Regions from separate parts of the Mus musculus genome. Here region 2 is linked to region 1. Evidence: chromatin loops called from intact Hi-C (ENCODE). Cell type or tissue: left cerebral cortex. All regions are shown on one strand.

The links. Hi-C counts contacts between places; a loop is a spot of excess contacts. Peaks named below come from ENCODE experiments on the same cell type or tissue, not always from the same donor. Only the 100,000 strongest peaks of a DNase experiment are listed, where the experiment ranks them.
Region 2: it touches region 1 in a loop (2.2-fold over the local background); 2 of 42 quality-filtered maps call a loop at or near these places.

The regions. Positions count from the first base shown.
Region 1 is chr1:13,800,612-13,803,111 of GRCm38, forward strand. No RefSeq gene overlaps it. Among named protein-coding and RNA genes, the nearest start is that of Gm26273, 27 kb to the left of the region's middle. In left cerebral cortex, no CTCF peak of the experiment used is centred here; a DNase peak (open chromatin) is centred at 1,479.
Region 2 is chr1:14,179,066-14,181,565 of GRCm38, forward strand. Eya1 (EYA transcriptional coactivator and phosphatase 1) reads right to left here. Exons shown (of 18, transcript NM_001310459.1): 17 at 415-515. Among named protein-coding and RNA genes, the nearest start is that of Eya1, 130 kb to the right of the region's middle. In left cerebral cortex, no CTCF peak of the experiment used is centred here; a DNase peak (open chromatin) is centred at 1,417.

The sequences.
Region 1 (2,500 bases):
GTGCCCTGGCTCTGGAGTGATAGACAGTTGAGTCATTATATGGATGTTAGGAATGGACTCTGAGTTCTCTGTAAGTGCTGTAAAGGCTATAATCACTGTGCCATGTCTGCAGCCCCGTAGGTGGATTCTTTGTGTGAGAACACACTGACACAGTACAGATATCTATCCTTCATCTGGCTTTCACTCAGTAGTTCTAGCATCCATTGATGTTGGTTGCTTGAAATAAGACAGTTTCAAGTTAATTTTGTAATCCTTTGCTTATTGTTTGGGACTATTCTGTGCATAAAGCTTCTTTGTCTCTAGAAACTTCTGCATTTATTCACTTAGATCTATGTGGACTCATCAATTATATTCAATGTTTAGTTAATCATCTGTTACTCTCAGTTTGAGACTCAAAATTTCTAAGATCTGGACACAGATGTTCTCTCAAAGTGGCTTCTACATCCTTTTAATGTGTCTTTACCATGCGTTTAGCATTTCCTTACTGTAATAAGCCAAAAATTATTTCAGACTCATTTTATATTTTCTTTGCCCAGACCTGGGTCTTCTTCTGCAAGAAGTCCTCATTCCCTTATTCACTGCATATAAGAGTGTAAACTGGCACAGTCATCATGGAAATCTGTGTGGAAGATTCCAACAAATTAAAAGTAGAACTACTGTATAACCCAGCTGTACCAGGCCTGGGCATATACCAAAGAAGCTGATCTCCTACCGCAGGTATTCTTGTGTATCCATGTTGCTGCATTTTTTGCAATAGTGTATATATATACAATGTACATACATGTATACAATGGTATTTTATTTACCTGTAAAGGGAACTGACATGAAATGTGTAGCAGAATAAATGGAGTTGGAAAGTATCGCAAGTATCGCATTAAGTGTGATACCATGGACTCAGAAAGACAAATACCATATTCTGTTGCTTACATGTGGATCCTGACTTCTGATGTTCATATAAGCATATACTTTGTTGTATAAAATCACACATCAGTTTTACTGTAGCACATATGTGAAGCCTTCTATTATAACTACTTCAAAAACGAGCATAACACTGTAGCTGCTCCAAGTCACTGGAACAATTGGCTTATGCCTTTGGTAGAGTTGTCTATACACTGTAGATACTTGTTTCCTTATTTCTAGGCTGTGAGTCATAATAGTATTTATCTTGCAGGATGAGTTTTTTGAGTGTTTATTATCTTTTATTTCAGATTGATACACTTAGTTGTAAGCTTCCATAATTCAGTCTAGAAAACGTGTGTGTTTAACCTTGCCTGGTAGGACCCCTGAAACATTCACATCCTGCTCTTTGCCCGTTTGTTTGTGAAGTAGCCTGCTAAGACTACTGTCTCAGAACTAGGTTAATTCTGTGACAATAAAGGAATTTGAACTTTGTAAAGCCAAAATTTCAAGAGCACAAGGAGACCTGGAGTTTCCTTGGACCGCACGTTCCTCACACCTTCTGTTCTGCTCTCATTGGAGAAGATGAGTCAGCACCCAGTTTCTCGCACATCAGAGACTTCCATCCTTTCTCATGGGCACATTTTCTGAGATAAAACAAGTGAAAAGACAACTACACTGTCATATAAGAGTGAGGGTTAGTTCTTAGAGGGAGCCCATATACATTGCTGGTGGGAAGGTCAGCTAATCCAGACACTACGACTGTCTTATGGAGGTGCTTCAAAAGATAGAAGACAGAATTCTCTAGGAAGACCTAGATTTTAAGGATTAAGCAAACTGACAAATATAGCATTATTAAACAGTCTCTAATAATAAACCCCACAATTCCAGAAGTTGTTATTTTTGATCATTATTTGTGTTCTAGGTCCCTTACTTCTGTGTAGGTATTCACCACATCAGTTTTTATTATGTCTCCAAAGTTGCCCTAACAAAACCACAATGGTTGAAATATTTGACTCAACTCAACTTCATAAGTCCCAAATGTAATGCCATTGTTGTGGAGTCTGGAGATTGGGCCTTTGGAAGGTAGTAGATCACACGGTTGGAACCGTAATGGATGAGATTACTGTCTTTATTAAAGGCCACAGAGCTAACTTGCCTTTTCTACTCTGAATACATCAAGAGAAACTGAGGCTATGACCTGAAGTGACCTCATCAGAGGCTGATCCCACACGGCGAGTGGTGGACAAGGGGCAGCCCCAGGTACCAGGTTCTCAGTCTCCCACATCCCACACTGGATATGGCGGAGAAGCTGAGAACAGAATAGGGGCCCCTGGGCAGTGGCCGGGGAGATAAGGGAAGAAGGCAAGGGGAGAGGCGGCACTGGGTGGTTCCCAGGCAGGTGAGAGTCCTTAGTCCGGTCAGTGGCTGCAGTGTAGGAAGGTCTTCTGTCCGGAGGTTAGATATGGCTCCTTAGGAGAAAGCCTATCCCATCGTTCAAGCAAGGCGGGCCTTGATGGTCAGAGAGAGTCTATGGTTTTATAGCTCTATTGTAGAAAGGCAGGGAGAAAGGAGAGAAGGTAAAAAGAGAGAGGGAGAGGCT
Region 2 (2,500 bases), 380 kb after region 1:
TCATATCCAAGGCTCTCTCCTTTCCAGCACTCCAAGCAAGGCAGATGCCCTCTGGGACAGAAAATCATTTCATCTTGCATGCCGGCTTTGACTGTTAGCAAGCATCTTTCCAAAGTGATGCTTGAGAGGGATTGGGTAACAAGATGTGAGTCACCTGACAATGTCCTATATGCCAGGAATAAGGACAGTATATGTCACCTGGGTTCTGGGACATTGCCAAAATGCTAAGCTAGCTTTTCTGATCAACTACCACTTGAAAAGTTCACTCACATCTGTAGGGTTCTTCACAGCCCCCCCCCCCCCCCGTGTTTACAATTCTCCACATTTCATCGTCTGTGGTAAGAAACTGCCATGGGTAAAAGGAGCCAATATTGAGGACTGAAGCTGCAGGCAGCATCCTCCGGGGAGGCTTACCTTTTTTGCCCCTTGCTCTTCTTCCACACCATCTCCTATGACAACGTATACCACTTTCCTTCCAAACCTTTGGATTATCCTCTCAAAACAGCTTTCCTTTCCTAGTGGATAAAAGCAAGGTACAGAAAGTATAATTTGATGCTGGGCGTCCGTGCTTCCGACTCAGCTCTATCCAACCCAGGGAAACACGTCGAGCCACTTGAGCACATGAAGACAGCACAATGTGCTAAAGGCTGTGAATTCATTAGCAGTGTGTAGGCTGTTTTTCGAAAATTAATGGCCTGTGACACATGAGGTCAGGCTAGCTATCAATGTGGCCTAACACAAAATCACAAACTTACTGAAGTGCTGAGGTTTTGCTTTGTTTTTAGTTCCATTGCACAATTAATAGCATGAACTTTGAAACACCATGTCTCAAAGCCAAAATGTTGGGCAGCCTGGTTTAAATAGACTTTTCCAAAGATCTTAATGATACAAACATACGAATGTGTGTCCATGCACATCTGCCTGAGTGTATGTGTGTGCACACTAGTGTACTGAATTATAATAAGAATTCTTTCCCTACAAGCCGAGACTAAAAGGCATATAATTCTAGCAGTCTATTTTAGCTTATAAACTTGTTATATTAAGCCGAATCATACAGGATCAGTGCGAGTGACTTAAAAACAAAAATAACCAAACTTAGTAATTGAACCCTTGCTGGTCAAGAGAAAGACATACAAAGCCTAATGTCTTTGCTTAAAAATATGCTATACATTATCCTCTTAAACAACTGTCGGATAGCATGCTTATGGGTAGTACAACAAGATTGTGGCCACCTCACCCAGCCATCTTACACCCAACCAAGCGCTTTCCTAGAGGAAAGCAGGATCCAGGCAACAGAACACCGTTATCTGTCTATTATCTTTCCAATGTCAGGCCTTCCTCTGGGCTTGGCTGTCAGCACATCTCTGTAGCTAATGCTGGCATTGTTTCTTCTCACAGAGGAGATCGGTGTCTGGGTCTCGGTTGCCAATAAGGTCATTTGAATGGACAAAGGGACAGTTGATAGTTCTCAAACATGAATGGCTGAGCAGGGCCTGCACCTCTTTCAAATGAGGATCAGATATATCCATGAACAAATTGCTTGTTTGCTTAAACAAATGTCTGCTTTATATTTGTATTTTGCACTAAAATCTTTCATTTGCATCTGACAGAATGTAATATGGCCAGCCTTGGTCAAAGACTCCTTTCAATGCTTTAGTTGCCCACTAAACTGTGAAATTTTTAAATCACTTTAAGAAACAGACTTTTTCCTCTGAATGGGAAAATGCTTTCATGTTCTGCAAAGCTGAATTACTTCTGACTTGTATAGAAAGGAATATTAAATTGCTATATAAATGTGAACAGGTTTTTCTTTGTTTTGTTTTTAATTTTTTTACTATAGTGTTAGGGATCAGGCCCAGGGCTTTTCACAGGTTAGGCCTGAGCTAATCTCACAACTCCTTAGTGGTTATTTAAGGGTGAAGTTTTGGTGGAAAAAATAAAAAGTCTGGCTTGTATACTGTCATCTACAGGTTTCATTGCAAACTTTGGGTTATATAGATTTTTTTTTGCACTAAGTATTGAAAAGCTGAAGTTGTCAGCCTGTCGATAGTGACCCCCACAATGATTTCACTTGGTGACAGTCAGCAATAGTCACAGGTCTTTCAATCCCTACATTGCTTACAAAAACAGAACAGAACATAAGATTATTTTAAAAAGGAGCTTGTTTTTATTATTTTTCATTAAAAAAAGTTTTAGTTTAAGAAGCATGAGTTGTTCTTAGACATGGAATCGGCAGATTTTTTAAAAATGGTAGTAGGCTCAGCTGCCCAGGCTCCATGCATTCCTGTCACGGTAACCTTGTTTTCCTGGTTAACATGGCAGTGTTGACCCAGCTGCCTATAAGAAACTCTATGGCCTCCCCAGCCTCTTCCAATGCACAGATGTTTATCCATTTCATCCAAACCCATTTTCTGAGTACATACACATTGTCTAAGTGTATAAGGAACGCCGCACACTGTAGTCATTGTGGGGAAAAAGAAACAAAGGGCCCCAGGAATGT